Linked DNA regions of Mus musculus: regions 1, 2, 3 and 4 are each linked to region 5. Evidence: chromatin loops called from intact Hi-C (ENCODE). Cell type or tissue: left cerebral cortex. All regions are shown on one strand. Region 1 holds the start of Mfsd14b (major facilitator superfamily domain containing 14B). Region 2 holds the start of Ctsl (cathepsin L). Region 3 holds the start of Zfp369 (zinc finger protein 369). Region 4 holds the start of Cntnap3 (contactin associated protein-like 3). Region 5 holds the start of Prxl2c (peroxiredoxin like 2C).

The links. Hi-C counts contacts between places; a loop is a spot of excess contacts. Peaks named below come from ENCODE experiments on the same cell type or tissue, not always from the same donor. Only the 100,000 strongest peaks of a DNase experiment are listed, where the experiment ranks them.
Region 1: it touches region 5 in a loop (4-fold over the local background); 8 of 42 quality-filtered maps call a loop at or near these places.
Region 2: a loop joins it to region 5, with 4 times the contacts of the local background. A loop is called at or near these places in 19 of 42 quality-filtered maps.
Region 3: it touches region 5 in a loop (2.9-fold over the local background); 2 of 42 quality-filtered maps call a loop at or near these places.
Region 4: a loop joins it to region 5, with 4 times the contacts of the local background. A loop is called at or near these places in 3 of 42 quality-filtered maps.

Annotation. Positions count from the first base shown.
Region 1 is chr13:65,110,808-65,115,807 of GRCm38, forward strand. It overlaps Mfsd14b (major facilitator superfamily domain containing 14B), which reads right to left and starts at 2,175. Exons shown (of 12, transcript NM_133680.3): 1 at 1,697-2,175. The coding sequence starts at 1,810. In left cerebral cortex, a CTCF peak has its summit at 2,666; DNase peaks (open chromatin) are centred at 1,386 and 2,187; H3K4me3 peaks cover 1,725 bases; H3K27ac peaks cover 1,197 bases.
Region 2 is chr13:64,366,933-64,371,932 of GRCm38, forward strand. Ctsl (cathepsin L) reads right to left here and starts at 3,588. Exons shown (of 8, transcript NM_009984.4): 1 at 3,304-3,588; 2 at 2,096-2,232; 3 at 1,184-1,306; 4 at 928-1,074; 5 at 1-160. The coding sequence starts at 2,221. In left cerebral cortex, no CTCF peak of the experiment used is centred here; DNase peaks (open chromatin) are centred at 2,346 and 3,488; H3K4me3 peaks cover 2,263 bases; H3K27ac peaks cover 1,272 bases.
Region 3 is chr13:65,276,568-65,281,567 of GRCm38, forward strand. It overlaps Zfp369 (zinc finger protein 369), which reads left to right and starts at 2,287. Exons shown (of 8, transcript NM_178364.5): 1 at 2,287-2,420; 2 at 2,694-2,773; 3 at 3,695-3,821. The coding sequence starts at 2,405. In left cerebral cortex, a CTCF peak has its summit at 2,732; DNase peaks (open chromatin) are centred at 1,972, 2,150 and 2,688; H3K4me3 peaks cover 2,298 bases; H3K27ac peaks cover 1,677 bases.
Region 4 is chr13:64,901,152-64,906,151 of GRCm38, forward strand. It overlaps Cntnap3 (contactin associated protein-like 3), which reads right to left and starts at 2,737. Exons shown (of 24, transcript NM_001081129.1): 1 at 2,596-2,737. The coding sequence starts at 2,689. In left cerebral cortex, a CTCF peak has its summit at 2,905 (motif pointing left); a DNase peak (open chromatin) is centred at 2,852; H3K4me3 peaks cover 813 bases.
Region 5 is chr13:64,312,631-64,317,630 of GRCm38, forward strand. It overlaps Prxl2c (peroxiredoxin like 2C), which reads right to left and starts at 80. Exons shown (of 6, transcript NM_025370.3): 1 at 1-80. The coding sequence starts at 54. It overlaps Gm31128 (a long non-coding RNA gene), which reads right to left. Exons shown (of 3, transcript XR_382570.2): 3 at 3,920-4,025. In left cerebral cortex, CTCF peaks have their summits at 211 and 3,033 (motif pointing right); DNase peaks (open chromatin) are centred at 149, 1,597 and 3,037; H3K4me3 peaks cover 723 bases; H3K27ac peaks cover 485 bases.

The sequences.
Region 1 (5,000 bases), 800 kb after region 5:
CTTTAATCCTAGCACTCGGGAGGCAGAGGCAGGCGGATTTCTGAGTTCGAAGCCAGCCTGGTCTACAAATTGAGTTCCAGGACAGCCAGGGCTATACAGAGAAGGGATGGGATGAGTGTACGAAGCAGAGATAGGAGGATCCTTGAGACTCACTAACCAGCCAGTCTAGAAAGGCTGTGAGCTCCACGTTGAAGGAGCTTTGGTTTCAAAACATAAGGTTTCAAAACATATGTGCTCTTGAACCCACACACAGTATACATAAACAGTAAATATATAAAACAAATTTAAAAGAGTCAGGTAGAAAGAAATAGAGAAAAAATACCCTACACTGACTTCTAGCTGGCACATTCCTTGGGCTTGGCTTGGCTTGTCCACTAATTAGTACTGTCCATCCACTAGTGGAAGCCAAGAAGGTGAACTGGTAATTTAGTTTCATTTAGAAAGTAAAGTGTAACCTATTTAATGAGAAAAACCAATTTTACAGAAATTACCCCACAAGGTAAGCTTTCTACATTAGAAAAACCTTAGCTTTGGGAAAAAAAATTATCCCCCTATGCTTCTTCAATACATGACCATTTAACAGATCAGGCACTGAGTGGTAAAACTCTGGTAGAATCAGGACTAAAAGCCAGCTCTACTCTAGGTCTAAAACATCAAGGAAATGAGCCACAAGAATGCAGACAGAACAAGACTTTAAGGTCTGTACTTGGCAGACTTTTGAGAGTTGCAGCAATTTTGTACCTAGTAAGCCCTTACTAAAATATACTATGTGATATAGTATGTGGTTCTGTTTTACCTCAAAATTTTTGCATGTTTGAATTTTGACTTGAGATTTCATTCTGCATACTACTAATTCTCTACCCTCCCAATTGTACCAAAGATGAATTCACACAGTCAAGTATGCACTTGGAACCACTTAGTATTCTTTAACAGAAATTAAATATGCAAGCTTAAAAACAGGAAAAACACATGACCACACATATCATATTTAAATAAATTCCTATTTCTCATTGAACAAACTTTCCCATAGTTGCAAGAGTTTGTACTCAATTCACTGCAAAACTTTAAGTTTTAAGTCCTAAGTAGATCCTTCCCCAAAAATCCTTTTTATACTTATGACTGAAGAAATGACATTAGTCCCTGTGCTTAGTTTCCAACCATTAAAAGAAGAAGAAGAAAAAGTGGCACTGGTAAGGTCTGTACTGTGAATCCAGGTCAAGGAAAATAAGCCTTCCCTAGCTGTCAAACTCATCTCAACTTTACATGTCACTAAAGGAGATCAGGCTGAACTTTCACCTTCAGGTACAGAGATCTTCAGCTTCCTCTTACTACACTAAGGCCACTTCTGAAACCCAGAGGAGGAGGAAGTATCAGGCGCCTCCCACTTTGACCTCCAGCATCCCTGTAGGCAATTCCGGAGACTGCGAAAAATGAAGGCTTTAAGACAGACTGACACACACACACTGTCTAAGTTGCTGTGGACAAAATCTGTGCCCAGAAGATTTCTGTCAATTTGCACAGAATTATATCCAAATTATATTACTGTCCCGCGTCTGGTGGCTTTTGAATCAATAACCAAATCTCCTAGAGGTTCGTCTGGGGAGGAGTTGATAGGAAAGCCAGCTTTTCAAAGAACCTGGCTCTCCTAGAACAGCCACAATCCCAGAGTCCCTGTCCGAACCCAGTCAAAACTTACCCAGCTGCCGCTCGCGGCCTGAGCGCTCCCGCGCTTCTCAGGCATGGTTGACGCCTTGGGTGAGGCCACCGCCTTCCACCTCGGCTCCTCCGGCGACTCCCCGTCCGTGCTCATGCCGCCGTCATGCCAGAGCAGGTTCGGAGCGCTCCAAGACACTGGCGACGCCGCCACTGCGGCGGCGGGGCCCGAGCCTTCATGGGCTCCGCGATCCGCAGCGGCCTGCCGCTCGGGCGGCGGCGCCAGTGGCGACACCGGCTGCTGAGAGGACGCCGAGGCTGGATCCGTGCAGGAAGCGAACAGGGCCCTCAACTATTCAGTGGTGGTCGTGAACACAGGACCCCGACACTGGCAGTGAGTAGTTTTCAGTAGCGCCCGAACAGTCGGGAGACGGCGTCCCGCCCGGAGAACTCAGCAAAGGCAGCTCCCGCCTAGAACGCCCACCCCTCTCCAGAAGCTCGGGCAAGCTCCGCCCAGACTGCGTAGCGCATCAAAACTGCGTCATCTTCTAGGGACTCCAGGCCTATAGATTTTAACGGAGACTGGAAGGACCCAAAGCGTTCCTGATTGGATTAGACTGCCCGCGAGTCCTAGGGACTGTTTACTCCTACCCCGGGCTAGAATTCCAACTGCACGTCATCCCACCTTCCCCCTTTTCGTGGGTTTTAGGGATCTGACTTGGGTCCTTAGGTAGCATAGGAACTGAGTTCTTTCCAGCCCCTACCCCAAGTAAATGATTTTTTACTAGATATTTTCTTTATTTACATTTCAAATGTTATCCCCTTTCCTAGGATGATAGTTATAAAAAGAACAAACTGACACACAGCCCCTGGAACTGTAATCCTGCAATGGGGAAGTGGTCTACAATTGACAGGATTTCAGAAGCCTCCAACCATGCACTGATTAACAGAAAATTACACAGAATATATTGCTCAGTGGTAGAGCACTTCCCTGGTATTCCAATAGGCTCTAGCTATGCTCACTCCCCAGAGGCAAGCACGCACGCTCGCACTTACTAAACCTAGAACTTTCTTATCCACAATCTCAGGCAGATTGTCCTCAACCCTTCTTCATATATGACCCAGGCTGGCCTTAAATACATGTTGATGATCTTGCCTCAGTTTTCCATATGCTGGGTGTCGGTTTAAGCCACCACACTGGACATTGTTCTTAATTGTTAAATATAACTGGAGACAGAATGTTTAAACAAGTCAAGCACATTTACAGATTTCTGTCATTTTTGTAAATTATATTGTTAATCTCACAGACGTGAATCGAAAGATCACCAACCCAAATTATGGCCAGTTTAAAGCAAGATTTATTGTGTACAAACCAGAGACAAATCAGCAGCTGTCTCCCCCTAAAACGGGGTTCACAATACCAGCCCCAAGCCAACTTCTCAAGCCCTTTATATAGGGCAAAACCATGGGGTGGGGGATTTTGCATGGAATCGTAGATACAGAAGTGAAACCAGGTGGTCAAGGTTAAAGTGGGTCATGGAACAATGGGTATTGGTATAGAACATTCTCAAAAACAGGTAGCTGGGGCGGGAGGTATTACAGTACATTCTATGGTTACTGGGCTAGGGTGCAGCCCATCTCTGAGAAATATATAAACTTCAAGTTTTATAGTAAACAGAAACTTAACTTGGCTATAGACTCGAATTGAGATGGGCTGGCTTCTCAATATCCTTTAATGAGCCTAAGTTTTCCTTCTGTTTCAACCATGTTTTGTTGATTCTGAGCCTGCCCTCTATACTACCTACACAAAAACATCTAATACCATTTGGTTAAAATGCCAGCCTGGACCTCGTGTCTTTCAGATATTCTTTGAATAAATTCCAGTTTGTGAAAACTCAAATTGAACTGCAATGATTTAAATGTAACCTGGAGGACTGGAGGGATGACGCAAAACTAAAAGCACTTGCTGTCCTTGCAGAGGACAGAAGTTCTGTTCCCAGCACCAGCACCAGTGTGGCATCACACAACTGTAACTCAAGATTTGGGGGTCTGACACACTCTCTGGCCTTAGCATATACATGGTACACACACACATACACACATGCAGGGAAAACATGTACACATGCAAGTATATATAACCATGTTTGATGCCTTGATGTGTAGTGTTGGGACATGAAACTCATCAAGTGCACCACCTTTAAGCCATTTTTATTTTTATTTATATACATAAGTCTGAGTGTTATATGGATGTGTGATGCACATGGGTAATCATGGATGCCTTTAAAAAGTGGCCTATTCCCTGGAGGTAGGGCTACTGGAAGTTGTGATCCACCCTGCATAGGAACTGAGAACTGAACTCCTATCTTGGGAATCAAACTCAAATCTTCTGAAAGAGCAGTATGGGCTCATAGTCATTAAGCAATCTGTACAGATTTGTTTCGTTTTGTTTGTTTATCTTTGGAGCTGGAGTTAACTAAGTAGCCCTAGCTATCCTGGAAATACCTATGTAGATTAGGCTGGCCTTGAATTCACAGAAGTCTACCTACCACTTCCTCCTGAGTGGGTGAATAAAGGTCTATACTACCAGGCCTCACCACTTCTTTAAAAAAAATAATAATAAATAAATAATAATAAATGAAATTAAATTTATTGCTGGGTATGTTGTTTTATGTATCTATGTGAGTACAGCTCATGTGTGGAGGTTAGAGAAGAACTTTTAGGGGTTTCTTTACTTCTTTCACCACATGAGTCCCTAGCATTGAACTCAGGCATTCAGGCTTGGAATAAATTTCCTTTTTCTCTAAACCATCTCGCTAGCCCTTTATGAAATAATTTTTTTAGAGATTGTTTATTGTATGGCATTTAAATCATGGAAATTGATTATGTTCTAATTCAAGTGAATACCATGTATTCCACATAATTTGGCATCTTATAGAATTAGAAAAATAATGATTCTCACTAACCAGTATTACCATGTTTGGTCCAGGAGTACTCTGTATTGACTCATGACTTAGATTCATATTAATAAAAAGATACACAAGAGGAAACATCTCTTTCAGCGTGGAAAATAACTTTGGGTTAAAAAACAAAATGAAAATTATTTCTTCTCATTAGATTTCCGCAGATATAGATAGAGAGAGAGAGATGATATAGGTATAGATATAGGTATAGATATAGACACTACTCTTATTCTCAGAACATGAATTAATATCTTAAAATTTCAACATAAAAAGTATGGAGAGAGGGCTGGCGAGATGGCTCAGTGTTTAAGAACACTAACTGTGCTTCCAGAGGTCTTCAATTCCTAGCAACCACATGGTGGCTACAACCATTTGTAATGGGATCTG
Region 2 (5,000 bases), 54 kb after region 5:
CAAAATCCATCAGGCCTCCGTTACAGCCCTGATTGCCTTGAGCGTGAGAACAGTCCACAAGGTTCTGTTCACTCAGTGAGATCAGTTTGCCGGTCTTAAGGAACATCTGTCCTTCTAGGCAACCCGATGCGCTAAACGCCCAACAAGACCCGCACTGGCCCTGAAGAGAGAAAAAGGCTTGTAAGAGAAACAGCACAACAGCCTTTATACATGCACACTTTTTGTTTGTTTGAAACAAGGTCTCTATGTAGCCCTGGATGGCCTAGAAATCGCCCTGTAGACAGTATAGCCTTGAACTCAGAGATCCTCCTGCCTCTGCCTCCCAAGTGATGGGATTAAAAGTGTGTGCCACATCTCTCCCCACCCCCAGATATATTCATACTTAAAAAAAAAAAACAAGCCGGGCGTGGTGGCGCACACCTTTAATCCCAGCACTTTGGGAGGCAGAGGCAGGCGGATTTCTGAGTTCGAGGCTAGCCTGGTCTACAAAGTGAGCTCCAGGACAGCCAGGGCTATACAGAGAAACCCTGTCTCGAAAAAAACAAAACAAAACAAAACAAAAAAACAGTAAGACAGGAATCTGGGTAGGGCAATGTATGCCTGCAATCCACTAGAGAGATTAAGGCAAGAGGATCCTGGGTTTGAGGCCAGGCTGGGCTGGGCTGGGCTAGTATTGTGAGATCCTGTCTCATTCAGGATCCAAAAGAGCAGACAAAACAAAACACTGTGGTCAAGGCTAAAGCACAGAGGACAGAGTCTCATGGGGCCTGGCTCCTCTCAGGAGTTACTACCAGTTGATGGCTGCTGGGGGAGGGTAATCAAATCATTATCTTTAGTGATGCTGCACTCCCGCCCCTCCCCCACCTCGAGTCTCTTCCAAGTGTGGACCCTGGGGATCAAACTCAAGACTTCTCCCAGCCCTCATACCTGGTTCTTCACAGGAGTCACACAACCCTTTTCTCTCCAGTCCACAGACTTGGGGATCTTAAGCATCAGCGGTTCCTGAAAAAGCCTCCCCTTCTTGTGCTTCTGGTGGCGGTAGCCATTCACCACCTGCCTGAATTCCTCATTGGTCTTCCGGGAAGGGAGAAAAAAAAAAGTAGAAAAGGTGAGATAACTTTGTAGAAAGAAAATGGAGGAGAGGGCTCAAGAGTTCAAGAGTTCGCATCATGTCCCCACTCACCATGTCACCGAAGGCGTTCATCTCCATGGAAAAGCCGTGCTGCCCGTTGCTGTATTCCCCGTTGTGTAGCTGGATCATTCTCATGTTCTTCTCCCATATCGCTCTCCTCCACTCTTCCTCATTCTAGAGCAAGCACAGAACTGGCAGTTTTCATTTTTTGTTAATAGACAGGGGGAGCCAGATGTTGGCACAGGCTTTTAATTCCAGAGGCAGAGATGGTGCTGGAGAGATGGCTGTGTTTAAGACCATTTGTGGAAGACTCAGGTTTAATTCTCAGCACTCACATATGTTACTTTTTTTGAGACAGGGTTTCTTTTCTGTATAGCTCAGGCTGGCCTCAAACTCAGAAATCTGCCTGCCCCTGCCTCCCAAGTGTGCCACCACTGCCCGGCCATATGGTACTTTCTAACTAGTTCCAGAATGTACACAATACCCAGACATAAGTGTGGTATATATCACGAGTGACATATATCTCACTAACTAAATCTTAAATAAAAAAACCAATCCATCTGACCAAATGGATCTACTGGAACAGGAACAGCTACACACTCTGAAAGGCACCACTCCTCCCGAAAACACACAAAGGGATGTATGTGCTCTACTCTGCTCACAATGGATGTATGATTGGGCTATTCCTGCTAAGAGCTGGCCTCTAGAGACTACTCTCTGGCTATAAACTTCTGAGGGTTAGAGAGGGGGGTTGTGGGGGGAGAAAGAGGTGGGCAGTGGTGGCACATGACTTAAATCCTAGCACTGAGTTCACAGCCTGGTCCACAGAACAAGTTCCAGGACAGCCAGGGACACACAGAGAAGCACTGACTTGGAAAAACAAAAACAAAACCCAACCAACCAAACAAACACTTCCAAGGGCAAGGAAGACCATTCTCTCTAGACAATGTAAACACTACAAACCGTGCCATACAGTCTTCTGTGTGTGGACTTCCACTGGTGCCACTCTGCACTAAAGGTTTGATCAAATTTTGGAGTAGCTAAGGCTGTTCCCAAGCAGAGGACAGCCAAAAGGAGTAAAAGATTCATGGTTCAAACACCTAGGGAAGGAAAAAGAGGAAATGAGAATCCCACGGAAGCTTTCTCTTTTAAGGACAGTTTCTCATGTAGTTTAGGCTTTAAACTTTTTCAATGACCCATCTCTCAAGTTTAGGGATCCATGAGCCACCAGCCCAGCAGTAAACCGTTCTGAGTTGAAGCATCCTTGCACGTGTTAACAAATGTGATTATGAGTGGAGAAAAACAAGTCAGGAATTAATCTTTGGAGGTTCCTAGACTCTAGCTACTGAAACAAAAACAGCCTAGTAGTCATTGGAACAGGGGTAAACCCTTTTCTCTTGCTTTTTTTTTTTTAAGGATTTATTATTATACATAAGTACACTGTAGCTGACTTTAGACGCACAGAAGAGGGTGTCAGATCTCATTATGGGTGGTTGTGAGCCACCATGTGGTTGCTGAGATTTGCACTCAGGACCTTTGAAAGAGCGGTCAGTGCTCTTACCCGCTGAACCATCTCGACAGCCCCCCCCCCACTTTCTCTTATTATAGCGCCACGGTAGTCTTAAGTCTTCCGATATTGTATGCGTCAGAATCTTAAGAGGACAACTGGGTCCAGGTCATTTATTGACAAGTATTAGTGACCCCAAGTGGGCATACAGGAGTACCCAGAGGGTGGGTTGCCACCACACACTTTAACGCACAGCTGCACATCAGGCGAACTGAAGCCTCAAGGCGATGCCTCCTTATGCGATCTCAGTTCGGGTTAGGGGCCAAGCTGGGCCCGTCCGGGGGAGAGGGGGATGGGCGTCCGCTCCGCGCTCGCGGCCACCGCCCGCGAATGTTATGGCGGCACAAGGAGCCCTGGGTCCCGTGACCAGCTTGAGGGGGTCCCGCTGTCCCTACGGGTCCCGGCAGCCCGGAGTCACATGACCTGATGAAGACCCCGCTCGACAACAAGGGCCTATCACTTCGGGGAGGCCGAGGACACATCCTCGAGATCCTGGCCCATCCGGGGGTCTCCAGTCCGGGTTGCAGATGCTATGGTTCCCACATTCTAGATTCCCCTACCTGCCCTTGCTCGGGAAGCCTTTAAACCCGCGGGGGTCACTCACCTGAGGCGGCTAGCTGCGCACAAGAAGTCTGCAAACTCGGATCCCCGGAGGTCGCCGAGGTCCGAGAATCTGGAGGAACAGCGCCGGGCTCAGGCTTTAAAGCCTCTCAGGCTACAGCCCCGACAGGGCCCGCCCCCGCCCCGTCATTGGCTATGCCTGCCTCGGGGCGGAGCCTGCGGGAGTCCGGGCGCGTGACGCCGCCGGGTCGTAACCTGTCCTGTGGTGCAAGCCTTGGGGCGAGGCTGATCCACTTTGGAGGGTCCACGCCAGCGTGGTGCCTTGGTTCTGTAAGAAAAGCGTAGGAAAAAAAAGGCCTGCTGTGGAATTTCCACCTCAGCCATACCTTTCCTTTTGTATGAAAGTTGTAGATTAAAATGTGCAGGGTGGAGAGTTGCATAACCCGTGGTTTCTGTTTAACCCACAACAATGCTGATGTAAGTGGAAGAAGACAGAGCGGAGGACAGAGTCACCTCTCCAGGGTCTGGCTGGACGGGTGTCCATAGAATTTAGATCAGCACGTGGCTTCTAACGCCGCACTTCCTGCCTTACCTATACATGGATTGTTCCTTAGGAGCATTTCTCTCAAGTCTGGTAGAAATTCTTTTCGTGGCAGGCGGGGACGCGGCGGTGGGGGTGGGGTTGTAGGATGGTGGCTAGAAAAGAAAAGAAAAAAAGCGGTTGAGAACGATGGAGACTGTTTTCCTACTTTACATTATGAATTGTTTTTCTTACTTTCAATTTTTTTCTTTCTTTTTCCTTTTTTTTTTTTTTTTTGTCTTTTCGAGACGGGGTTTCTCTGTGTAGCCCTGGCTGTCCTGGAACTCACTCTGGAGACCAAGGCTGGCCTCGAACTCAGAACCGCCTGCCTCTGCCTCCCAAGTTTTGGGATTAAAGGCATGCGCCACTTCTGGAATTTGATAAATTCGCTGGAAAAGATATAAGTATGTGTTTGAGATAGGGGTTATAGGGTTTAATAATGTAGACCAGGCAATCACAGGCATCCTGGTTTTGCCTCTCAAGAGCCGGGATTAAAGCTATCTCCGAGCTATCCGCTTTAGTTTCCTCTTCCTCACTCAAGAAGAGTAATATTTAATAGAAGGCTGTAGTTGTGTAGCTTGAAGAAATTACTTGGATAGAGAAAAAATATATATACAGGTATAGGTAAGATTGAAAGAAAATAATTCGGTAAAGTGTAATTTTTTTTTAGCCATATAAGATTTTTTTTATTGGCTATTCTGTTTAGAAGCTTTATAATATTTGAGTTTGGTTAATTTCAGTATGTGATTTTTAAAAATTTGTATTGTCTTTTTTTTTGTTTTGTTTTTGTTGTTGTTTTTGTTTTTGAGACAGGGTTTCTCTGTGTAGCCCTGGCTGTCCTGGAACTCACTCTGTAGACCAGGCTGGCCTCGAACTCAGAAACCCGCCTGTCTCTGCCTTCCAAGTGCTGGGATTAAAGGCGTGCGCCACTACTGCCTGACTTGTAATGTCTTTTATAATAGTATTTAAAATATTTTCTGAGACAGGGTTTTCAGTGTAGCCTTGGCTGTCCTGGAATTTGCTCTATAGATGAGGCTGTCCTCAAAACTCACAGAGATCCGCCAGCCTCTGCCTCCCAAGTACTGGGATTAAAGGAGTGCGCCACTACCTCCTGGCCCTAAAAGAAGTATTTTTTTAAAAGTGATTTAAAAGATCACGTT
Region 3 (5,000 bases), 960 kb after region 5:
AAGAGCACTGACTCTTCTTCCTGATGTCCCGAGTTCAATTCCCAGCAACCACATGGTGGCTCACAACCATCTGTAATGAGATCTGACGCCCTCTTCTGATGCATCGGAAGATAGCTACAGTGTACACATATACATAAAATAAAATTTAAAAAAACATTAAGAACAATATGTAGTCTATTTTAGCCGTAAGAATAAGAAGCATGACCACAGTTAGACACAGTGTTGCCAACCCTATTTAGAAACCTCAAAGGAATACATAAACCCTGGGTTGAGAAGGATAGGTCGCTAGGCTCTAGGCATCAGTATGTCTGGATCCCAAATAAGACAAGATTACATAAATCAGAACAGAATATAAAGAGACCCTAGGAATAGAATACTAGACAGTATAAGGAACACAACAGAATTCTTTGTTGTTCTGAGCTGTCTAGAGTTACAAACATACCAAATTATGATCAGGGGCAGACTTCAGGTTCCCCCAATCTAATCTGCCAATAGGAACAAACCTAGTCACAGGTTACCTAATAACTGGCATTACCAGAACCCACATCCTCTTGATGTGTATCGTACAAATGAATCCCTGTGTGTGATCAAGCCAGCTCAGTCAGTCAACAGGGTCTCAAGGGAGGGAGTGAGGATTGAAAAGAAAAAGACAATTAGACTTAATACCACTCAAACCTGTGCAGAGGCTGAAGTGGGTTTATTTTTCTCCAGTCTGTTTTTATGCCATTCTAAGTACATGCAGAGAATAAGGTCAGTTTTCAGTCAAGGAACAAACAAGGCAATAAACAAGGTCCCGTGGTATTCAGGGACTTACAAGATGATCAAGATCTTGAGCCTACTTTCTTGTCCTAGCCCAAAGTCAAATTCTTGCCTGAGCCTACTTCTGTGTTCTAGTCTAATGTCAAATTTCTGCCAAATTCCTAGAAGCTGCCCTAAGAGCTCTCCATATGCATGGATATTTACAGTTAGCCTCCCTGGGACTGAGGGTAATTTTAATTCTCCTCATACATCTCTGATCCTCCGTGTCCCTTTGTAACTGGTCTTTGCTACTTTGTCGGTTCTCTTTTTCCTCCCATTATTATCCTTACCCCCCTTTCTACCCCCTAACACTAGACAGGAAAGGAACAAGAGTAGAGGGGAGAGAGTGATTAGGAAGATCCCCGAATCTGATTTCTTTTCTCTTGCTTCTCCTTTGGCCTCAGCTACTAACAAACTACAACCAACCTCCTCCCTATACAACCAACAACTGGCCCACCCCAGCCCCCAGCCTATCGGGCTCTAACATTTATATACCCTCTGAAAAGTTCCCAGAGTTCCAAATATAACACAATTACCAAAACTCTGCTGCAGACAGAACCGCGATTCTGCTAGAGCACAAGGCAAATAAATCATGGTCAGTTGCTTCAGGCAGTCGGAAGCAGCCCTACGTCCCTATACCCGGAATCAAAATAAAAGCACCTTCTTATAATATTTGGTTTTTTTTTTTTTCAAGAAACCAAAATTCTAGAATTTTCACTACATCCCTTCCTCTGCTGGGGAAAACTGGAGAGGACATTTAGTGTAGCCTACCATATCCTTCAAGTCCACCAGGTCTCCACACTTACCACCTAAACGTTGTAAGACCATACAACCCTGCCTAAACCATACAACCCTGCTCACTCTACAGATCTGGACGCAAACGCCTGTCCTCTCATAGAAACGAGTAAAATTTTAATTCCAATGCCTAATGGCTTTCTGTTTCTACGGTTTAGTCCTTTCTTCCTCTCCCTTTAAGGACACCGCTGAAACTACAGCACGATTGCATTCTTTTCTCCTTCCCCTAAGGAAACTCGGTTAAATGACTTTGTCTTCTCTTGCCTTCGACCCACAGCCAGTCCCCATCCGGGTCCCTCCCCTCTACACTAGTCGAGCTGTGTATTCTGTGTGTCCCCTCCTTCCGCCCTCCTTCCGCCCTCCTTACTCTGCTACAAGGCGAGCATCCCCCAGCCGATCTAACACCAGCACTTCTTCCGGTTTGTCCAAGTTCATTTGCTCCTGTTAGTGGGTTCGACTCCCTCCTAGTCTCGGTCTCTGTCCACGGAGATGCTTAGCATCTTAGTAGCCTCCTTCAAAGGCTTCATCCTAGTTCTTTAGCAGCCAGTAGCAGACGCTTACGGACTTCGGCTTAGCCTGCCAACAGGAAGGACGCCAACAGATTGCCGCCGCTCGACGTCCGCGGGGGCGCCTGGGAGTTGTAGTCCGGACCAGCGAGCCGACTCAGGGGCTAGACCGACAGGCAAGAGCCATTGTGTTTATCGCAAGCACTCGTAACGCTGCGTGAAAGCCCGTCGGGGACAACTCCTATCTTCTGTTTCATTTGCAGCCTCCGGAGTCCAGTGTCGGCTTCGTTAGTGGCTCCACTTCTATGGACCCCGGAGAAGGTGTGTAGTCGTGGGTCCGGATCCTGAGGAGGCATCCCGTTCTAGATGGGGAACACGGTTTAAGAAAACCGACCGCATTCTGGATTGGAGGACATCAACCATCCCCTCTCGGTTAGAGGGGAACCTGTTTTGTAAGCTTATGGGAGTCGGGGAGAGGACTCACTGGGCACTTGGCAATTTTGGGGCGGACTGGTTATGTCCTGCAGAGGTCGGAATATGGGCAGAAGTGGGGGAGCCACTGGGCACATTCCTTAGTGCCTCTTCCACCTTCAGGACGATCAGCATTCTGCCTCCTACCGCTAGAGAACACTGAGGACAGTATGGCTTCCACGCTTCCAACAACCTGGCCCCATGTGAGTAAAGGCTTCTTTTCAGCTTTTGTGACGGCTCAGGGGCCGGCTAGTGGTGAGATGTTTGCTCTCAAATACCCTAGAGTTACGGGAGGAGTTGAAGGACTGCCCAAGAGGGGGGTTAGAATAGAAGAAACAAACAAACCGATTTCTGAACTGGAACTGGCAAGCCAGATTGAGGCAAGCCAGATTGAAGCTTTTCAATTCAAAAACAAAAAATGTTTCTATTACATTTATTTTGTGTGTGGGTATGCACATGTGTGCTATTGCCTGCTTGTGGGCACCTTTCCGGATTGCTACCCTTCTTTCAACATGAGTCCTGGAGATCAATCAAACTCAGGCTTGGTAGCCTTTACCCACTGAGCCATCTCACCAGTCCTTTTCAACTTTTTTTTTTTTTTTTTTTAAAGCTGGGGATCTGGCCAGGCTTTGGTGGCACAAGCCTTTAATCCCAGCACTTGGGAGGCAGAGGCAGGCCCGATTTCTGAGTTTGAGGCCAGCCTGGTCTACAGAGTGAGTTCCAGGACAGCCAGGGCTATACAGAGAAACCCTATCTCGACAGAACAACAACAACAACAACAAAAGCTGGGGATCTGGTTGAGAGAAACTGACAGGTGTTAGAAGATAAGAGGCTCATGTTTAGTTTTCAGCAGCTACTTTAAAGAAGTGATAATTCAAAAACAAGAAAAGAGGTATAGATGGGAGCCAACAGTCCTATCCCCTGGTTAGTGAGAAATGAACAGGTTTTCATAGACCACAGTCTCACTTGTCCCCTGATTAGTGTCAGACCGATTTGCTCAAGGATTCAGACAAAGGAACATGAGATAAGTAAAATGTAGCTGGGTCATCTTGCTCAGCCTTTCTATTTTTCTGACACCATGGAAGAGGAAAACCTGCGGCTGAACTGCATCTTATGGCTTTTAGGAATCTGTGAAGTTTGAAGATGTATCACTGAGATTTACCGAGGAAGAGTGGGCACTGCTAGATCGCCAACAGAAGTGCCTGTACAGGGAAATCATGATGGAGAACCTCAATAACATGATTTCAGTAGGTAAGCCAGGCTCCACTTTAATAAACACTTGTTTGGGTGGGTGCAGCACGCTTTTAATTCCAGGACTTCAGAGGTGGAGGAGGATTAGAAGTTCAATGCCAGGCTTGACTCTACCTGCCCCCACCCAACTCTGACATTTTCTTTTTTTTTTAAATTTTTTATTAGATATTTTCTTCATTTACCCCTGTACCCTCCCCTCACCCTGCTCCCCTACCCACTCACTCCCACTTCTTGGCCATGGGATTCTCCTGTACTGAGGCATAAAAAGTTTGCAAGACAAAGGGGCCTCTCTTCCCAATGATGGCCAACTAGCCCATCTTCTGCTACATATGCAGCTAGTGACACGAGCTCTGGGGGTACTGGTTAGTTCATATTGTTGTTCCACCTATAGGGTTGCAGAACCCTTCAGCTCCTTGGGTACTTTGTCTAGCTCCTCCATTGGGGACCCTGTGTTCCATCCTACAGATGACTTTGAGCATCCACTTCTGTATTTGCCAGGCACTGGGATAGCCTCACAAGAGACAGCTGTATCAGGGTTCTTTCAGCAATATCTTGCTGGCATATGCAATAGTGTCTGTGTTTGTTGGCTGATTATGGGATGAACCACCGGGTGGAGCAGTCTCTGGATGGTCCATCCTTTCATCTTAGCTCCAAACTTTGTCTCTGTAACTCCTTCCATGGGTATTTTCATCCCCATTCTAGGGAGGAATGAAGTATCCACACATTGGTCATCCCTCTTCTTGATTTTCTTGTGTTTGGCAAATTGTATCTTGGGGATTCTAAGTTTCTGGGCTAATATCCACTTATCAGTGAGTGCATATCAAGACACTTGTTTTGTGATTGGATTACCTCACTCGGGATGATATCCTCCAGATCCATCCATTTGCCTAAGAAGTTCATAAATTCATTGTTTTTAATAGCTGAATAGTACTCCATTGTGTAAAAGTACCACATTTTTTTATATCCATTCCTTTGTTGAGGGACATCTGGGTTCTTTCCAGCTTCTGGCTATTATAAATAAGGCTGCTATGAACATAGTGGAGCATGTGTTCTTATTACCAGTTGGAACATCTACTGGGTATATGCCCATGAGAGGTATTGCTGGATCTTCCTGTAGTACTATGTCCAGTTTAATGAGGAACCGCCAGACTGATTTCCAGAGTGGTTGTACAAGCTTGC
Region 4 (5,000 bases), 590 kb after region 5:
TTTCAGATGCCTACATTGACTTTTTTTTTTAAACTGGTACTCAAGATGGTCTCACACATATATAATACCTTTGGGTATTATATAGTTTAATCTAGAAGAATTTTTCTGTCTCAAAGATAATTTAGAATAAATAAATGTGCATTGAATATGAGAATACTAAAAGCTGGTCAATTGAAAAAGAAAATCTCACATTTGCACTGAAATTTTCAGTGTTACCCAGAGCTGGCCTGGATCAGCCAAGTTCACTGGCAAGATCATTTGAACACGTATGAGTGTTCACCAGGGTTCATCTCAGATGCTTCCTACCCTTTCCAGAAGGCTCCTTGTAAAAGGGAACAGCTTAACTTCTTTTGGCTTCTTAATCCTCCATTGGATTCTAAGCCAAGTATTGTCAATGCAACCAACTCTGCAAGTGAGAAGTAATCTTTAACTGTGGAACAAAACATATCCCAGAAAGATTTTGCTGAAGGGACCCTGATATAGCTGTCTCTTGTGAGGCTATGCCAGTGCCTGGCAAATACAGAAGTGGATGCTCACAGTCATCTATCTATTGGATGGAACACAGGGCCCCCAATGGAGGAGCTAGAGAAAGTACCCAAGGAGCTGAAGGGGTATGCAACCCTATAAGTGGAACAACAATATGAACTAACCAGTACCCCCAGAGCTCGTGTCTCTAGCTGCATATGTAGCAGAAGATGGGTGGGAAGAGAGGCCCCTTGGTGTTGCAAACTTTACAAGCCCCAGTACAGGGGAATGCCAGGGCCAAGAAGTGGGAGTAAGTGGGTAGGGGAGAAGGGCGGGGGGAGGGCATAGGGAACTTTCAGGATATCTTTTGAAATGTAAATGAAAAAACTATCTAATAAAAAATTGGAAAAAAAGAACCTAGAAAAGGTAGTGCTGCTAAGGCCTTCTTGCCTCTGTTCTCTTTTTCTCAAGCTGAGACTCTTGAAGCTCTTTATCAAATAGTGAAAGTGATCTCTAGCGATTTATCATTATGCGTTTTACTAGCTGGTTGTTGAATTACTTTATTGTGATTTTATTTCCCTTACAAGCGATTCATTTCTTCTTCATAGGCCCTGTCATAGGACCCTTCAAATTGGGTTCTACGTTTTATTAGCAAAGCCTTCCTATGAGACAAAATTAAGCTTTTAACTTTTTTTATAATTTATACAGAGGTGGGATAAATTTTGTAAATTAAGACTGTTGGATGTGAAAGGCATGAGTATAGGTGTTCAATACAGGGACTGCACTATCAGCCGTGGGCGTTATCTCAGCTTGAGGATTCAGGGCACGAAGAACTCTGGAGTATGGCAGACTTCATAAAGAAGGTTGAGGTGAACCCTGAGAGCTGCCTCCAGGGGATCCTGCCCTTCAGTGATCTGTATTTCTAAATATGACAACTAGCTTTTATTAGCTGATTCAATGAGGTTTGGACTGAGAGGAGTGAAAGCAGAAAGGAGGAAAAATGTGAATAGTTCCAATCAGGTGGTGACACGGATGGTCGTGGTTAAACTAAATGGGTAACAAAACCAAACCAAAAGTGATGAATCTGAGAAAGGGACCAGTAGGAAAGGGGTGTGAGCGACGTCATTGTTAGGATATCAGGTAAAGTTTCTGTGGGGAGAGGAGCCAGAGTGCATTATATGCATACATGGGACTGTCAAAGAAAAAAAAAACTTACTTTTAAAAAGTTATTTTTTTAATTCAAGGAGGAATATATTTTTAAAATTCTAAACTCATAGCTGAATTAAATCAGTAGAATTTTAATTGAGGCATATTTTTACATTTTCGTGAAAGATAAAAATAAAAGTATTGGGTTTTTCTGTACTATCTGGATTATTATTACTCCACTAAAATACTGACCATTCTACAAATAAAAGCATGCTAGATTTTTGCCAAATCAGAAACACAGCACTCCGTGACAAAATTTTTAAATGTAAATGTTGACACATAGAGAATGACTAGCAAAGTTTTGTCTTTAAACAATAACTTTTACTATTAGAAACAACCTGTTCTGTGAAGAGAATACCCACGTGTTTTCCCCCCCCTCTGAGCAATTTGAGCAGGGTGCCAAATTTGGCCTATAAAATTTAGGCTGATCTATAGCTGCTCCATCCCTGCAGTATTTAAGAGTTAATTAGCATCTTAACTCTGAAGCTACCAAGGTCTGCAAAACTGTATGCTGGTAGCAGCTAAACTGATGCAGGATGATGTAATGCCTGCCAGTCATTTCTCTGATGGACTTAATTCCTGGAAATTGTTCCATTCAAGGGGAATAAATGATAGTGTTGGCCAATTAATTCCTAACACATGGGTCTTTCTGTTTTTATGAAACATTCACCCCCTTAGTGATTATTCAGATATATAAATAAATTCAAATACACACTATGTATTTTAGACCCTCTCAGAAGATGAAAGTCTATCGTAAATAAATTTTAGTTTTTCAGGTTGCAACTGAATAGGGTTTATTTGAAACCCCATTTTTATTTTTCACCAGCCCTATGCTCTGCTATTCGGATTCAAATTAAACCAGGAATTAAATGCAAAGTTTTCCAGATAGCCTAGAGCAAGTTTTAAGCATTTTGCTGTACTTACGTGGATCTCCTGCTGCTACTAGGGGCAGGGTCTGAACAGACAGCAGCAGCAGAAGCAGCAACGCATCCAGGAATGCTCCGTTGACCCGTGCCATGATCACTTTGGGCTCCAGAAACTCTATAAAGAGAGCAGCAGCTGCTTGGGTGGCTTCAGTGTCCTGCCTGGCTTCTGACAACCCTCCCTGCTTGCCGGCTTTCCTCTTGCAACTCACAGGCTGCTATCCCTGCTCTGGCAACGTAGAAGCCAGAGCCTCTGCTCCAGCTGCACACAATCCCGATCCCCGCGCTGCGCGTGTAAGGACCGCCACCTTGCGACGACAGCCTCTCCAGCTCCAGACTATGTGACTCCCTACCTGTCCCAGAGGTACGAGCCCTGGCTCTCCCAACTTAAGTCCCTGAAGGTGGCAGATATCAAATGCTAGTCTGAGAGGACATAGGAGCTTCTGCTCACTGTCTTGGTAGCTATCCTCAGTTCATTCATGCAGCTGCCTCTCTCACCTGGATGTATGCACTGGACTCTGGGGACCACCTGACTCATTTTTGAACACACGCGCGCGCACACACACACACACGCACACACACACACACACACACACACACACACACACACACACACACACACACACACACACACACAAACCTGCCATACTAGGACAGCTGTTTGCAAAGGCCAGGTGTTATCACCTTGGTAATGGACTGCAGAGAGTACATCTAGGGTTGACTCTGCTCTGTTTCATATCAAAAAACAATGGGCCAGAAAGGACTCTACAGATGCATACAGAAGCGCTCTATCTGAAAGCTCATGGGTCAAACTGCTGGTAGGCAAGTCTGATGAGACTCACTTGTTAACAGGGTTTTTGTTGTGTTGTCCCTAATGTCTAAGCACCTGCCCCCGCATCTTTTTTTTCCCATTAAATTTAATCTTTGCCAGCACTAAAATATTTTTTTCAGCACATGATTTCTTTTTTCTTTTTTTCTTTTTTGCACTAAAATATTATTAATCTTGATTTCTAAGTGTCTCTTGAAGTTTTCACCTTGAGGCAGATGCCTTACTACCTTCATCTTGGTCAGGTCCTCCAGTAAGGTACGTGAGAAAGGTCAGGGAAGTGTGCACACACACACGTGCACACACACACACACACGCACGCACAGAAAGTTGTGTAAAAATGTCATGACACTTGAAAGTTACTTGTTAAAACTTAAGAGAGTTTACTCTGGCTTAGGCATTCCCTCCTTGAATGGTAGGTCCTGTGTTTCATCTTTTTGGTAGGATTTTACTCACATATTACTTTTTTATGGGATGATGATCTCATAAATATTTACAGCTTGAATTAATTATATAAAGCTGCTTGTACATTATAACAAATACATTCATTTTTTAAAATAAATTCTTGTCCGGAAACAATGTTCCTGGAAATGAAGAAACTATTTCTAGAAGGAAAAAAAATGTAATATACTAAGTGTATTCCAATGTATGTTAGAATTTATAGTCCTTCAGTTTTAAGTTCTGAAGATTACATTGGAATCCCTAAAAGTGTAGCCAAATCCACTGGCACTTCAAGTCCTAAAATGGAATTCTACTCCAAAAATGTGTTGTATCTCCTAGAATTATTTTTTAGAATATCTTTCTAAGCAATGCAATGTGATCTTAATATAAATTTTCAAGTGTTGATACTATTGGATTCATAAAGATACAAGACAGAAATCACTCAGATGATTTACAAATGAAGAAAGTAAAGGCTAAGACTACGTATAGGTCAGCTTCGCATTACAACAGCATCTGAGACACTTAGGAAAACATTTTGACTCAGGAGTCTGTGACTGCTGTTGTCCAGGACTCTGAGAACAAGCTTTTCTTCCATTTCTTTGAAATGAAAGTTATTTTATTTTCTGAATATTTTGTGCTGAATATCTGAGAGTAACGTATGCAAAGTATCATTGCCTATAAATAATATGGGATCAGCAAATTAGTTATATTGCCATTAATTAAAAGAAACCCCTACAAATAACTTTTCAAAGATGGATAATAAGCAAGAGGTGTCTTTCCATCACCACTGCCCAATTAAATATAATTTTCTTTGTCTCAAAAGGGTATCCCTAAACGCTGTTTCCCAGTAGAATCTTTGTTAAATACTGGCTGTTCAGACTTTTTATGCTTCTAGAATTTCTCATAGCACTGTAGACCAGAACTGTACTGGAACAGTTTCCACATGAATAATAAATAAGGTGCACAGGGTGTGGTTCAGAGAGTCTGTGCCAATACAATTATTCCCCTGGTTGTCCAATATGGATCTATAAAAGTTTAATATCCTGCAGTAAACACCTAAGTATACTTACTATTAAATGTACATTCCTAATCTAGTAGAAATTCTACTTGTTTGGTTTCATGGAATTTACCCTGTCTAA
Region 5 (5,000 bases):
GCTCGGGACCCGGCCTGCGCAGCCGCTGACCTGCCGCGTCACCGGCGCGGCCATCGCGGAGGAGGGCGACCGCTCAGGTCAGCCACCGACCGCGGGGGGCGGGGTTAAGGGGGAGGGGCGGGGCTGAGACTGGAAAGGCGGGGTCACGAGGGTGAGGAGGGGACTGGAGGCGGGGCCACGCGGGGCCGACCCTTCGGAGGCGTGGCCACAAGGGACGCTACGGAGCTACAGAAGGAAAACACTCCAAACCGTTCTTCCAGTTTGAATACCAAGGGAGGGGACAGTGCTATGGGAGGTGCGGCTGAGGCACTCCCTCTTTCTACTGCCTACAACACTTTCCAATAAAAATCATATTCTTTACAGTCGTAACACAGGAAATGCTGAAGAAGGACTGGAAAGATAGATCAGGGGTTAACAGCCCTGGCTTATCTGGTAGAGAACCAGGGGGTTCAGTTTCCAGCATCCACATAGCAGCTCACAACTCTAGTCTCAGGGTATCTGATACTCTGGCACCCACAGTAGGCACTGTTCAGAGTGCCTACTGCTCTGAAAGAGGACCCAAGTTAGATTCTCAGTTCCCACATCAAATGTTCATAACTGCCTGTAACTCTTGACACTTTCTTGGGGATTCTGCAGGCATCTGCACTCACACAGAAAGAGTGACAGAGGAATGGAGAGAGAGAGACAGAGGAGGAGTGGGTGGGGAGGAAGAAATTAAAAATAACAGTTCATTAAAATTTTTAGATTAATAGCTGAGGCTGTGGTGGTGCACGCTTTAATTCCAGCACTTGGGAGGCAGAAGCAGGCAGATGGCTGAATTCGAAGCCAGCCTGGTCTACAAGACAGGTCTAGGACAGCCAGGACTACACAGAGAAACCCTGTCTCAAAAAAAAAAAAAATAACAAATAAAACTTAAATTACATTTTATTTATTTTGTGTGTGTGTGTGTTGTCTCTTTGTGGGTATATACAAGTTCCTCTTGTGTGTGGAAGTCGAAGGACTTTTGGAAGTTGGCTCTCTGCTTCCATCGTGTGGATCCCAAATATTGAACTCATGGCAAGTGCATTTATCTACAGTGCCATCTCCCAGGCCCAGCACCTGGCATTTGTAATCACCGCCTTACATTTCCCATTCTGTATTCCCTTTTCCCAGAGAAGCCACTTCAGCTGGTTGTGGGTCTTTACCCGATACAGTGACCAAACTCATTTCCATTGTCTTTAAACATTCTATGGGACAGCCTGTTTTCCAGACACTTCCTTAGTCCCCTGTTCTCCTCAGTAATCAGGACCAGTCATTGTAGGCAGAGCAGTAAGTCCCTTCTATGCCTGTTTCTTCAAAGGAGACCACAGAAACAAATAAAGCACGCACAAAGAGTGCATACAAGAAAGAATTCCTAACACAGTTAAGGCTTCTATCCTGTAGGTGGGTTCTATTTGAGTCAACCTTTGATCTCGGTAACAAATTTTGCATTTTTACTTCAGTCAGCTCTGTATTCCTCTGTCTAAGAATTTGTATTGTACTTACTGTATGTGCGCATGTGGGCACATTGTGACACTACCTGTGTAGAGATCAGAGGACAACTTGTGGGAGTCAGTTCTGTCCTTCCATCACGTGGGGCACAAGAGATTGCATCCAGGTTGTCAGGCTTGGCAGTAGGTAAGCAGAGCTATGTCCTGACCCAGTTTCTTTCTAATAAACAAAGCACTTTAACTGTAGAATGTAGGGATAATCTCATGTACTCTGTGGAAGTATCACTTGTCAATAAAAAGCTGAGGCATGATTAGAAGATGGGACATCTGACAGAGAGAGAGGAACTCTGGGGAAGAGTTAAGTGTAAGAGATTCACTACGTGGACTCGGAGGAAGTCAGACGTATAAAGCTGAGGAGAGGTAACGAGCCAGGTGACAGACATAGGATAATATAAACTGGATAACTGAGCTATGAGCTTAAGGCCTAGGCATTTAAAAATAAATGATAATCATCTGAGCTGTTATTCTGGAACTAGGGTTCGGGTGGAAAAGAACACAGTAATAGTAGAAACTGTCTGGACTCTGGGTGCTGTCCTTGTTGCACTAACTCTGAAGGAGACATTGACCTGTGTGTTGTTCTCTATAACCCCAAATCATGAAGTCTTCCCAAAGATAGCTGACATGTTAGGACAAAACAAAATCACAACTTACTGTTCAGAAGTCAGATAAAATATTATATGGGTTTATGTGAATTAATCCAGCATGGTGGAAAATGTGATGGATCAGAATTTGTTGGGGGTGTTTTCATGCACTGTGTATTCATGTGCACTTGATTCATGTGCACTGTGATTCATGTGCATTGTACTCATGTGCACTGTGTATTCATGTGCTGATTTCTGTACCCAGAGATCTGACTGCAGTCTAGACTTTGGAATGACTCAGTATTTTGTAAAACATTGTTCTCTATCAACTCCTGATTGGTTAAATAAAGAGCTGACTAGCCTATAGCTGGGAAGGAGAGAGAGAGGATAAGGTGGGATTTCTGTGCCTGGACAAAGAGAGAGAGGGGGTCTCAGGTAGAAGGTGGAGAGTTCTATCAGGACATGAATGAAGACAGAGAATTGGAGTAAGATGGCAGGTAACAGGCTATGTGGCTCAGAAGTAGGTCAGGCCAGCATAGTCAGGTTAGAATAGCTTGAAATCTGCCCAAGTTAGTGCCTGAAGATTTTCCTAAATATGCCACGTCTCTGTGTCATTACTCCAAACAAAGGAGGGCATAAAAAACTGTACTTTTGCAAGAATTCTTGTTCTGTTTCACATACCAGAGTGGCTCACTTAATGAAAAGATAGCAGTCAACATGGTATGAAGAACCAGCTTTTTACACACAACTGCCAGGTGCAATATTTTACAAAGAGGCTGGCGAGATGTCTGAGCTGATAAAGACCCAAATGGGAGGAGAAAACCAACTTCCAGAAGTTGTCCTCTGACCTTTACACATGTGTGTGAGAATAGAATGTTTTACAGAGAACTTTGTTGGTGTTACTAGAGATAAGGCCACTAGAGGGCACTGTTTACATATAAGTGGAAAACTTATAACCGCACATTTATTTGTTTGGTTACATTTTGGTGGGACCAGGGTAGCTCCTCTACTGCTTTGCACCCATTCAAACGAGTTCCTTTCTACATTTCTGGTATCCAGATAGGCCAGAGATCCCTAGAATTTATGGACTCTAGTCTTGTCACCCCTGACATCATTTCCTGTTTTCCTTGAAGCTGACCTCTGACCATACTGAAATCCTGCACTTGCCTAATTTCACCTGCTTGCTCCTCCTCAGAGCCTTTGACACATGGCCTCTCTTCTGGGAAGGTACTGACCAGGTGCTGATGTCATTCTCCTTAAGTCTTGGTTCAGTTATTCCTCAGTGAATAACTGTATAATTTACTAATGCATTTCTTTCTTTCTTCCTTCCTTTCTTTCTTTCTTTCTTCTTCCTTTCTTCCTTCTTTCTTTCTTCCTTTCTTTCTTTCTTTCTTTCTTTCTTTCTTTCTTTCTTTCTTTCTTTCTTTCTTTCTTTCTTTCTTTCTTTCTTTCTTTCTTTCTTTCTTTCTTTCTTTCTTTCTCTCTCTCTCTCTCTTTTTTCTAGACAGGGTTTCTCTGTATAGCCCTGGCTGTCCTGGAACTCACCCTGTAGACCAGGCTCGCCTCCAACTCAGAAATTCACCTGCCTCTGCCTCCCAAGTACTGGGATTAAAGGCGTGTGCCACCACTGCCCAACTGCATTTCACTTTTTAAAAATTTTTTAAATATTCATTTTATTTATATGAGTACACTCTAGCTATCTTCAGACACACCAGAAGAGGGTATCCAATCCCATTACAAATGGTTGTGAGCCACCATGTGGTTGCTAGGAATTGAACTCAGGACCTCTGGAAGAGTCAGTCAGTGCTCTTTACCACTGAGCCATCTCTTCAGCTCTTACCATTTCTGTCTCCGGTAAAATATGACACCTTTCTGAGGGGATCTATTTCAGTCACTGCTCTGCCTTCCACTGCACCTAAAATACAAGTTGGTACATAATGGGCATCACTGGGCTCTTGTTAAACAAATGGCAAGACAAACCAATACCACATTCCACCCTTTCCACTTAGGAATCGAGGTTAGAGATTGTGTTGGGACAATGAATCACAAGGGACAAAGTGATCTACAGAACAGACTTGATATCCATGTTTTACTTTATTTGCTATGTGTGTGCACATGTGAAGTCAATCCTGGGTGTTATTTCCCAGGAGTGATCTACCTTGTTTTTCGAAACAAGGTTTCTCTCTCTCTCTCTCTTTCTGAGATCTGGAACTCACCAGGAAGGCTACATTGGCCAGCTAGCAAGCCCCAAGCACTGAGATTATATGTACCTATCTTCTTAGGAAGGTTCTAGGGATTAAACTCGAGTCTTCATGCTAGTATGGCAAGCTCTTTATCAACTGAACTATCTCCCAAACTCCTGAAAGAAAATTTTATAAAGAATATATTCTCAGGGCTGAGAGATGCCTCAGTGGTTAAGAGCACATTGACTGCTCTTCCAGAGGTCCTGAGTTCAATTCCCAGCAACCACTTGGTGGCTCACAACTATCTGTAATTGGATCTGATGTGTGTATGAAGCCAGCTACAGTGTACTTTTTTATATAAAATAATTCTTTTTTTTTTTTAATTTGGTTTTTCGAGACAGGGTTTCTCTGTATAGCCCTGGCTGTCCTGGAACTCACTTTGTAGACCAGGCTGGCCTCGAACTCAGAAATCCGCCTGCCTCTGCCTCCCGAGTGCTGGGATTAAAGGCATGCGCCACCACATCCGGCTAAATAATTCTTTTTTTAAAAAAATATATTCTCTAGGGGCTGGAGATACAGCTCAATTGATAAAGTGGTATTACATAAGACCAGGTGTGGTGGTGCATATCTGTAATCCCAACACTTGAAAGCAGGAGGATCCTTCCTGAATTATAGGCCAGAAAGTTCAAGGCAGATTGGGACTATAC